Regions from separate parts of the Homo sapiens genome. Here region 1 is linked to region 2. The links are chromatin contacts, found by Hi-C or POLR2A ChIA-PET in ENCODE. All regions are on one chromosome and are shown on one strand. Each heading gives the region's core, a stretch centred on a gene start or an enhancer-like site at or near the end of the contact. The rest is flanking DNA. Distances are from core to core; before and after follow the strand shown.

What was found. A loop is a pair of places that touch in the nucleus more often than their neighbours do. ChIA-PET counts read pairs that join two places held with the same protein, here RNA polymerase II (POLR2A). Pooled maps may share reads with other maps.
Region 1: a pooled map shows a loop between it and region 2 (4-fold over the local background). The contact joins two enhancer-like sites. A Hi-C loop is called at or near these places in 1 of 168 maps with a recorded cell type or tissue (tibial artery), 1 of 37 single-sample maps with no recorded cell type and 7 of 50 pooled maps. POLR2A ChIA-PET finds 5 or more read pairs at or near these places in 14 of 52 experiments (CD4-positive, alpha-beta T cell, CD4-positive, alpha-beta memory T cell, CD8-positive, alpha-beta T cell and 10 more).

What each region holds. Positions count from the first base shown.
Region 1 is chr2:96,836,040-96,841,127 of GRCh38, reverse strand. ANKRD23 (ankyrin repeat domain 23) reads left to right here. Exons shown (of 9, transcript NM_144994.8): 4 at 216-341; 5 at 614-712; 6 at 798-896; 7 at 1,033-1,131; 8 at 1,303-1,401; 9 at 1,484-3,216. The coding sequence ends at 1,579. It also overlaps a transcript of CNNM3 not described here. Among named protein-coding and RNA genes, the nearest start is that of ANKRD23, 5.4 kb to the left of the region's middle. RefSeq lists silencers at 1,253-1,352, 1,493-1,552 and enhancers at 2,692-3,246, 3,247-3,803. Within about 2 kb of position 1,672, at least 4 of the 41 ENCODE cell types and tissues checked have a DNase peak (open chromatin) inside an H3K27ac peak, as active enhancers do.
Region 2 is chr2:96,949,426-96,954,913 of GRCh38, reverse strand. It overlaps FAM178B (family with sequence similarity 178 member B), which reads left to right. Exons shown (of 17, transcript NM_001122646.3): 7 at 3,430-3,535. Among named protein-coding and RNA genes, the nearest start is that of FAM178B, 34 kb to the left of the region's middle. RefSeq lists enhancers at 3,611-4,250, 4,251-4,892. Within about 2 kb of position 3,578, at least 8 of the 41 ENCODE cell types and tissues checked have a DNase peak (open chromatin) inside an H3K27ac peak, as active enhancers do.

The sequences.
Region 1 (5,088 bases), core at 423-2,922, 110 kb after region 2:
GGGGAGATACAAGTCAATCCATAACACACACGCTCACACACACACAGTCTATTCAATCTCCTGGCGTGGGATTAGAATAAGAAACTGCATTAGTACGAGCCAGCAGTGTTCCTTGGTGGGCTGCATGGGACCCGTGGGCCAGACTGGTGAAGCTGTGACATCTTGGGCACCTGCGGCCTTCGGGAGTGATTTGGTCTTGTCTTCAACTGAACCAGCCGCAGTCCCAGGCCCAGGTGGAGCCTGTGGGCCTGGAGATGTTCCTGAAGGCAGCTGCTGAGAACCAGGAGTACCTGATTGACAAGTACTTGACAGACGGAGGGGACCCCAATGCCCATGACAAGGTAGCACAGGTTGGGTGAGTCGGCTGGCAGCAGCTGCAGCTGCAGGAGCGCTGCCTTCAGTGTGTTCAAGTCCTGGCCTAGGAGGCTGCAGGGATTTTCACTCTTATGGGCATGAATCCAGTGGCACCTGCAGACGGAGGAGAGGGAGCGGCCCATCGCGTGGTGGGGGAAGTGGCAATTCCATTCAGGGACCTGGCCCTGGGAAGGGGACCGCGTGGGGTCTCTAGGGGTGGCTGCACTCCCTCTGCCTAATCTTCCATCTCTGCCCTCAGCTCCACCGCACCGCCTTGCACTGGGCCTGTCTGAAGGGTCACAGCCAGCTGGTGAACAAGCTGCTGGTGGCAGGTGCCACAGTGGACGCGCGAGACTTGGTGAGGATGGGGAAAGGCCCAGCCTCTGGTCGACGCCCAGCTTCACATCCCAGCAGCTGAGTGCTTGGGTGCTTTTGTTTTGCAGCTGGACAGGACACCTGTGTTCTGGGCCTGCCGCGGAGGACATCTGGTCATCCTCAAACAGCTGCTTAACCAGGGAGCCCGGGTCAATGCCCGGGACAAGGTGAGGGGCACGGTGCTTTGGGGGCCTGTCGGGAACACGGGAGCAGACGCTGTTCCTGGAGAAGAGAGCACGTAGTCCCATGGGTTAGGGAGGCCTCACCAATCCAGACCCAGCACTGACCCCCACTTGCTCTCAGATCGGGAGCACCCCCCTGCACGTGGCAGTGCGCACCCGGCACCCCGACTGCCTGGAGCACCTCATCGAGTGTGGCGCCCACCTGAACGCACAGGATAAGGTAAGGCAGGCGCTTGGTCTTTTCCGGCTCGGACAGCTCCAGAGGAGCAGGGACTGAGGAGCCCCAGCCAGGACCAGAGGTGCTGTCTGCTCGGTGACAGCAGCCCTGACCTTCCTGCATGAGGAGGGCAGCACGCGGAGGCAGAAGCTTGACTGCCTGCGTTCTCAGCAGGAAGGGGACACGGCTCTGCACGAGGCCGTGCGGCACGGCAGCTACAAAGCCATGAAGCTACTGCTGCTCTATGGGGCCGAGCTGGGGGTGCGGAACGCGGTGAGTGTGGGCGCAGCCCTGGCTCCTGACCCGAGGGCGGGTGGAGCGCCTGCAAGGGACTGACCCACACCGTTGCTCCCAGGCCTCCGTGACCCCGGTGCAGCTGGCTCGAGACTGGCAGCGCGGCATCCGGGAGGCCCTGCAGGCCCACGTGGCGCATCCCCGCACCCGGTGCTGACCGCAGCACCGCCCCCCGCCGCGCCTTTCGCACTGCCACCATTCCATCCTGTGCCCCGCCCCCGCGTCTGCACCTCTGTGGTTCCTGCCCTCAGCCCTGGTTCCTCCCTCTCTGGCCTGTGCCGCCTCAGCAGCCCTGGCAGAACTGAAGAGCGGCACCGGGCCCAGCAGGCAAAGAGAGAGGCCTCCCTGGCTTCGAGTGTCAGGGGAGCCGCGTTCCCTCCCAGGGCTGGAGCAGAGGACCACAAGGCAGCAGAAAGCGCGGGTCCAGATGAGGGCCAGGAAGGGGAGGAGAGTGAGGGCCAAGAACGAGCCTTAAGGGAGCAGTCCCAAGCTGGAGCCACCCAGGGCTGGGTCTGGGAGTCCTCAGTGTCCACTTGTCCCAGGTTAGGGGGCTTGCCTTGCTCTCTCCAGGGCCAGTCTGTGTGTGTGGGGACTCAGCCCGTGGCCGGCAGATGCCATCCAGGATGTACAAGGTGCAGCCAAGGCAGGCCATGCAGGGGCCGGGCCTGTCTGCAGCTGGTGGATGCCTGTGGGCATGGCTTTCTCTGGGGACCCCATTCCTGTCAGTAGCAACCCTGGCAGTGTCCGGAGCGGCTCTAGACAACTTTGGTCATAGGAACTCTGGAGGTGGGTTCTGGTCATCTGAGGTGGCTACTCAACAGGTTTGAGGCCCCACAGCAACAGAAGTCCAGGACCCACTAGGTTGCCTCAGAAGCCCTAAGACTGATGAGCTGGAGCGCGCATTTGAGAGAAGCCTCGCACCCACTGTGTACTGGCCCCGCTCAGGCCGGCCTGGCACACCGTTGCCTGCTGGCGGCTCTCATGGGGAAGCGCCTGGGCACTGGGGATTGCTTGTGGCCCACTCAACTCTTGGGGCAGTGGCCCGTAACCCTAGTTTGCCTGAGGCCCTTATGTCCCCTTATGTTCCTGGTACTGGAGCTTGAGCTCTTGCCTGGAACGCTGCAGCTGCACCCACCCTGCTTGATCCCACCTGGGAGGCCAGGACACTGAGGAGCTCTGAACCCAGCCCACAGGGAAGCAGAGGAAGGTGAGCCCCCGCCGCCCCCCAGCCCTTCCCATCCCTTCCCTGCTCCCTGGTGGTCTAAGGACCCAAGCTCCCTAGACTTCCTCTTCCACCGTCTGTACGTTTCAAATTACACTGGTGTAGGCCTGTACTGCTGGTGGGGCTGGGCCCCTAAACGCCAGAAAGTGAATCTTAAGAAGCTCTGCCCTAAACTGAGAACCACATGCTGAGGGAAGGGCTGAAAGGTGAAGGCTCAGCCTCCCTCACATGGGTCCTGGGTTACATTAGGTACCGGGCTGATTGATAGGCATTTGGCCATGGTTCCTTTTCGTCTACCTTTGGGGGCCTTCTCAGGCCCAGAACAAGGCTGTTGTTACTATGTGGAAAAGCTGACCAGTGCTGCACACTAGGGGCACACACCTTTCCATGAGCAGCTCCTGCCCTGTGGCGACAGCCAGCGTGCACCCAGACGCTGGTGCCATGGCGAAGCAGGCGTTCAAGACCATGGAGAAGACAACTCCTCATCTAGAAAATGAGGACACCTCAGTGACAAACACACCTTTTTATACCAATCAGTATCCTCTGTTCATTAAAACTGGCTATCCATTACAGCCTAGCCGTCTTTCCTGGGCCGAGAGGAGCCCATGCTTCAGTCACCAGGGACTGTCTGATAGGGCCCACGCCTGTTAGCCATGCCGGCCGACAGCAAGATAGGCCGAGTGCAGAGTGGGCGGGATGCGGGGTCCTGGCACTAGGCTTTTGTGCTTAAGGCACCTCTGCTCACTGACGACAAGGTCAAAGAGCAGTGGTTCTCCACCTCAGCTGCTTATCAGAATCACCAGGAAGGTTTAAAAAGTCCTGATGTCCAGACCCTAAGTCAGAAGCCCTGAGGGGAGGATCCAGGTATTCTCATGCAGAGGCCATGCTTGTCTATGTGGGAAATCCTAGGAATCTACAGAAAGCAGACAACTAGGGAGTCCAGCAAAATCTCGGGTGCAAGATAAACACACAAAAACCTGTTTCTACCTCCTAGAAATGAACATGTAGACACAAAAGTTAAAAATATGTACTGTTTACAATTGCTGAAAAAGGGAAATACTTCGGTTTAAATCTAACAAAATATGCAAGGACTTGTATGCTGAAAATTATAAAACGTGATGAAATCAAAGATTTAAATAGACATGCCATGTTCATGGATTGCTAGACAGAATACAGTAAAGATATCAATTCTCCTCAAATTAACATACAGGTTAAATGCAGTTCCTATCAAAATCCTAGAAGATGTTTTGTAGATGTAGACAAGGTTATTCTAAAATTCATATACAAATTTATAGCAAAAATATTTTGAAAAAGAATAGAGTGAGAGGAGGAATCAGTCCAGCTGATTTCAAGATCTACTATATAGCTATGTGAACCAAGAGTGCAATGCTGGCAGAGGCACAGACACACAGATCGACAGAGCCGAGATCATCACGGGAACAGGACCACACAAATATGCCCAGCTGACTTTAAGGTGCAAAAGTAATTCAATGGAGGAAGGACAGCCTTTCAACAAACGGTGCTGGAGCAGCTGGACCAGCTATAGGATTAAAAAAAAAGAACTTTAGCCTAAGTCTTACACATTATACAAAAATTAACATGGCTCACATGCATACTTAAATTTAAAACTATAAAACTTCTTTTAGGAAAAAACAGATAACCTTTGGGATCTAAGACTAGGTAGAGTTGTTCTTAAATGCAACACTAAAAGCAACAGTCCATAAAGGAAATATCAGTAAAGTGGACTTTATCAAAACTGAAAACTTTTGCTCTGTATAAAACCCTGTTAAGAGGGTGAAAAGATGGCCGGGCACGGTGGCTCACACCTGTAATTGTAGTACTTTGGGAGGTTGAGGCAGGCAGATCACTTGAGCTCATGAGTTTGAGACCAGGTGTGGGCAACATGGTGAAACCCCATCTCTATAAAAAATTAGCTGGGCATAGGCTGGGCATGGTGGCTCATGCCTATAATTCCAGCACTTTGGTAGGCTGAGGCGGGCAGATCATCTGAGGTCAGGAGTTTGAGACCAGCCTGACCAACATGGAGAAACCCCATCTCTACTGAAAATACAAAATTAGCCAGGCGTGGTGGCACATGCCTGTAATCCCAGCTACTCGGGAGGCTGAGGCAGTAGAATCACTTGAACTGGGAGGCGGAGGTTGCAGTGAGCCGAGACCACGCCATTGAACTCCAGCCTGGGCAACAAGAGTGAAACTACATCTCAAAAAAAAAAAAAAAAAAAATTAGCTGGGTGTGGTGATAGTCCCATCTACATGGGGAGCTGAAGAGGGAGAACTGCTTGAGTCCAGAAGTCAAGTATACAGTGAGCCAAGATTGTGCCACTGCACTCCACCATGGGTGACAAAGTGAGACTCTGTCTCAGGAAAAAAAAAAGGGGGGGAGGGGGAGGGGTGAAAAAGATAAGCTACAGACCAATGGAAAC
Region 2 (5,488 bases), core at 2,329-4,828:
ATGCTTAGCTAAGTTTTGTATTTTTTTTTAGAGACAGGGTCTCACTGTGTTGCCTAGGCTGGTCTCAAATTCCTGGCCTCAAGCTATCCTCCTGCCTGGGCCTTCCAAAGTTCTGAGATTATAGACATGAGCCACTGCATCTGGCCTCTCTTATGTTTAAACAAAGAAAGAGAAAGCAAAAGGCCATAGGTGAACGCTTTGGTTGCTATTGGTTTCTATTGTATTTAGGCATTTTATTCAGACTGATTTGAGTAACTTGGCAAAGGCCCAGGAGCTGATACGTATAAATAACTACACTTGGTGTTTATCCTTCGGCCATCACTTGGGATTCTAAAGGCATTTAGAGACCTTGCCCTCTGGGACTGCTGCCCATAAAATAAATGAGGAGGTTGAGGCGGGAAGAATCTTCCCTTGGGTGTGATAAGGAACAGAAATTCCAAGATGAAGCTGGTCAGAGCTCTGCTTAGGAAGGCCCGTGTGCTGAGCCCAGCTGCCCCCATTTCCTGTCACTGGTTTTGCGGGTTTCCCCGTTGTAGCTGATGTCCTTCCCTCGCTTCCTTCTGCTCCAGTGGGCGGCGAGGGTGGAGGCAGACACCTGCCCACTGTCATTGCTGTCATGGCTGGGGATTAGCAGCTCCCTCCTCATCTCTAGTCACAGCTGAGGACTCCGATGGGAACCTCCCTTCATGGGATCCTCAGGTCTGACAGCTGGGGGCTTCCCACTCAGCCAGGCCTGCATGGTATCTGCTGCCGATGGAGGCTCTGTCCCTCTGTCTCTCCCTCCAGGGCCCTCCAACATTCTCAGGATAACTTCGGACCTCAGCATTGGCTTGGCCGTGGACAGAGGCACCCCCTTGGACCCAGCATCCGTGTTCTTGATGTGGGGACGTGACTCTGACAACAGCCAATTCTGTCACCCAAGGCGTTTGAGCTTTCACTGCACACACCTCCCACCCCCTTTCCTTTTTCCCTTTTCCTCCAGGCTTCCCAGCCCAGGTGCTGCTGTTGGGATCCTCCTCCTTTCCCCAGAGTTAAGGCATTGTCTGTGCACAAGGCCCATTCCCTGCCCAGCAGCCAAGCTTGAGGTCACCCTGTGATAACCTGAAGGGCGTGGAAGGGCTTGTGGCTGAGCCAAGGAGAAGCAGCACTCCCGTCCCACCGAGCATGCACTCGGCCTGCAGAGGGGAGTCCTTGCCTCTAACCCTAAACACAGAATTCCTTGAAAGCCAGTCACCTCAGGGCAGAGCAGGACTATGTCCTTTCTGGCTTTCTGTTGCTCCTGGTCCCATAGACAAAATTTTCTCAGCAGCAATGAACTCAGAGGCCAATCAATCATTTCTCTGGCAGAAACTGCAAAGCCCACATAGCAGAAGGGAGATGTTGCAACTGTGGGGTCTCTCCCTTGGAGCAGCAGTTAGAAATGTGTTGATCTGAGCCAACAGGGCCTTGTACAATCAATTCTCCCACTAAGAAACTGGCGGGGTGCCCCCTCCAGCAGAATGCCAGAGCCAGCGTCTCCTCAGAGTCCCTGAAGCGCCAGCCTCCTCACCACATGGCCCTTGTCGGGGTTCTGCCAACTTGCAAGGTCCTCCAGACATTGTTTACATGGGTATTGTCTGCGTTCGGGCTGCTGTGCATGTTCTTGAACCATGCGTCTTGCTGGGGTCAGTCCCTGAAAGTCTCCATGTGACCGGGCACGTGGATAGAATGGAGCATGCCAGCAGTCCTGGGGTGCACGTGTATTTGTATGTACAAACGAAGGTCTATTTCAGGGTGGTAAACTTCACAACCACAGGAACAAAGCTGCTTTCTCCTCTGAACTTAAATGACTTAGAGAAAAAACATGCAATTTGTAAACTGCCTGGACATTCTCAGAGAGACAGCAGCTTGGCTCAGAGGATAATCTTTGTTTTGTAGCATTCTGTTCCTGGCAGATTAAAAAATGATGTCCTTTTTAAAGGAGAAGGAGGAGAAGCAGAAGGAGGAGGTTGGGCTGACTGAAAAACTTTTTATCTAGGGTGGCAACGTTAAGTACTTTCTGAAATGTTCTTTGCATGCATTTGGGCCATTAAAAAGAAGAACAAATGTGACTTACGTTTTCATTTCCTGGAATCCATGTTAATGATCTTTGGGACGTGGTCTAGAGAGAGCAAGCAAAGATGGTGGTCACAAAATGCGCAGGACGTAGGAGAATCCTACCCCAAACCCAGGCTCTCTGGGGATGACCAGGAGCTCAGGAACGGTGACAAAGTCCAGCCAACCCCCTATAAAATGACTTCTGAAGCACCTTCTACCAGAGGCCCTACAACCATATGAAACATTTCAACAACTCATTTTGCAAAGATCTGGAATCTTGTAGGTCAAGGTGATCTACCGGGTCAGTGGTCCCCAAGGCAGGGCTCATCTCCACACCAGCGCCGATTTTGAGAGCTCCTGTTAGGAGGAAGAGGCCCGAGGGGGTGGTGTGAATGGGCACACGGTCACAGCCACAGCCGCGTGGCTGGTCTGAGCACGCCCCCATCCCTGGAATCTGGGACACTTGCAGCTCACATGGTTTCTGAAGAATCCTCTATGGAACTCTTGTTTGGTATTTCCTTCCCAGAATGTCTTCATCCCGGGCCCCTTTCTGTTATTTTCCGGTCTTCTCAGGTGTCCCCTTTGTATCTGAAAAACATAAGGCAGAGCAGAAACGCCCTGTGTAACCAGATCGCGAGACGCTGGCCTCGTGGGGGTAATCGTGCCCGCCCCTTGCAGCTGGAGGAACCCGAGGCTAAGACACCCACTCCTGGCCTCACTCCTCACCTTTCCACACCCTTGGCAAATATTCCACTTTCCCCTGTGGTCAAATGGAAAGGGCAGACTGCACTGCCCCACCATGTTTTTTTGTTTGTTTGAGACGGAGTGTTGCCCTGTTGCCCAGGCTGGAGTGCAGTGGCATGATCTTGGCTCACTGCAACTTCCACCTCCCGGGTTCAAGCAATTCTCCTGCCTCAGCTTCCCGAGTAGCTGGGATTACAGGTACATGCCACCATGCCTGGCTAATTTTTGTATTTTTAGTAGAGACAGCGTTTCACCATGTTGGCCAGGCTGGTCTTGAACTCCTGACCTCGTGATCTACCCGCCTTTGCCTCCCAAAGTGCTGGGATTACAGGCGTGAGCCACTGCCTCCAGCCACCCGCCATGTGTTTTAAACACCATGAGGTGTGTTCACGCAACATTCAAGAAGAGCAGGTGATTCTGATGCTAGCCTGGGTTCTTTTCCTTCTGACAGATCATGCACTGAGGGCTTGAAAAGCACATTTGTCTCTAGCGTTACAGATATGCTTCCCAACAGCCAGTGAAGCTGGGTAGTGACAGCCTCCCGCGGTGTCACCGAGACAAGTGTGCTGGCACAGAGGCCTCCCCTAACCTCAGCCCTCTGCCTCCCAGCTCCCCGCCAGCCCAACAGCTCTCCTTCCTGCGCAGTGGCCTCCTGAACATCCTCTACCTGCACATGCCTGACTGCCCGGTATCCCTGCTCCAGTGGCTGTTCCAGGTGAGGACCGCAGGCCTGCCACTAGGTGGCGGGAGCGCTGCAGTCTGGTGGCCCGGCAGGCCCACAGGCTGAGGGGTGGGCACTTCACCTCTTCTTGCCTTAGGTGCTGCTTGGCTGGGCTCAGGCTGGGAGGAGGGAGGAGAGCTGATTGGGCATCGATCCCCACAATGGTGCTAAGAATGCCAAGGCCAGGGAGGTGCAGGGGGTTCGCCTGTGGTCTCCCAGAGCGGCGAGCGCTGGGAGCCTCTGCTTCCCCCGAAGGTGTGTGTCTCTGGGTGCTGCCTGTGCCCTCACGTGGCTTTCCTGAGGGACCTGGTGTACCCAGTGGACTTACGGTCTAACCTCTCAGTGAATCGGTCCAAGCCCCTCAACAAGTGCTTCCTATGCAACAAAGCTAATTTCTTCACCAGCGATCACAGGTCCCTCATCCCATACGCAGCGGGAGGGCCGTTCAGGGCCCACGGCAATCCTGCAGTGCCTGGTTTGGATCCCTCGTGAATTTGGAGCCGAGGGTGCTTGGGCGTTTGAGCGTGTGCTTCCTGTGTGCAGTTGTAGCTTGGCTGGGAAAACCTGGAACGGCTGCTCTGGCTGTGCTGTTTTTTCCCTCCTGGTTGCTGCTAGAGCGTTTTGCCATAGGGGAACATACATTTTGCCCAGGGCTTGACACCTTTGCACAGAGAGAGGCAGTGAGAAGCCAGCAGGGACAGGAGCCAACCGCTGTGATCTGAATGCCAGGCATAAGGATGCCGTCCTGGCCTTGGTCCCCACCCAGAATCGTCCCTGTCTGGGGACAGGTGGGTCACAAGTTCCAGCTGGTCCCATTCCTGCCAGTTGGAGCCTGGACCCCAGCTGTAAATCAGAGCCATCATGTGGGGCGGATTATTCCAGGAACTGCTTGGCCTCGGCAGGCTGGCTGCAGTCCAGAGAGAGCCCTCCAGCTCTCCCTTCGTGCTCTGGGTCCTTCACCTTGCTCCTCCTTACCCCGGAGGAGGAAGACATGCAGCTTCTGGGGCCCTGGTATGTAGCTGCTAACCTTGTCAGCCCCCAATCCCCCACCCAAGGCCCAGAAGGAGCAGTGGGTGAGTAATGGGGAACAGTGGGGCCATTATTCCCCACGCTGGCGGTGCAGCCCCTGCTCCTTGCACAGTGTGTGACGGAACACACAATCGAGCATTGGGAGGCACAAAGGACCCATCTGAGACGGCACCCACAGAGGGGCCCTGCGTCACCCTGACACTGGCGTGGAGTGCCTTCCCGGGGGCGTGTCGGTTTCTTCCAGGTTCAGAGACCCCCATCCTGGGAGGCACAGACGAGCCTTCCCCTGCCTCTTTCCCCGTCTCCATCATGCTGCGAGGGGGCTGGAGGGGAGAGGAGTGCAGGACCCAGCCCTGAGGTCAGACAGACAGACTTGGTGTGAGTTCTGGCCCTGCCACCTACTCCTGTGTCGCTACAGACAGGTTTCTTAGCATCAGCTCTGTGCCTCGGAGCCAGGCCTGATGGGCCCATGTGGAGTTAAGTGGGACATCCGTGAGCTGCCTTGTCCTTGTGCCCCCACAGAGCTCTGCTCTGGGCCTGGGTGTCCTCTGTGAGGCACGCTGTTAGTGCAGAGTTCCAGTTCACATTCTGCAGGAAGGAGAGACAAAAGCTCCCATCCCCCATGGCTGAATCCAGATCCATGAAAGGGGTGCACTGGCTTTGGGGGGCCTTCTGGGCAGTGTCCTCAGGGGACTTAGAACCTCGAGCAGTTACTGGGGACTGTGGTTGTGGGAGGCAGAAACCCATGGGGGCTCCCTTCTGCAGGTGCGAGGGTGGTTCCTGAGGTCCCAGGGTAGGGGCATGCTGGGCCCCAGGAGGAGCTGGACCCAGGGATGGGGAAGGGTTGGGATCCTAGGACTGGCCTCTGCTGCTGTCTCCCTGCAGGTTCCATGGCCAAGTAAGGCCAGACCCTTTTCC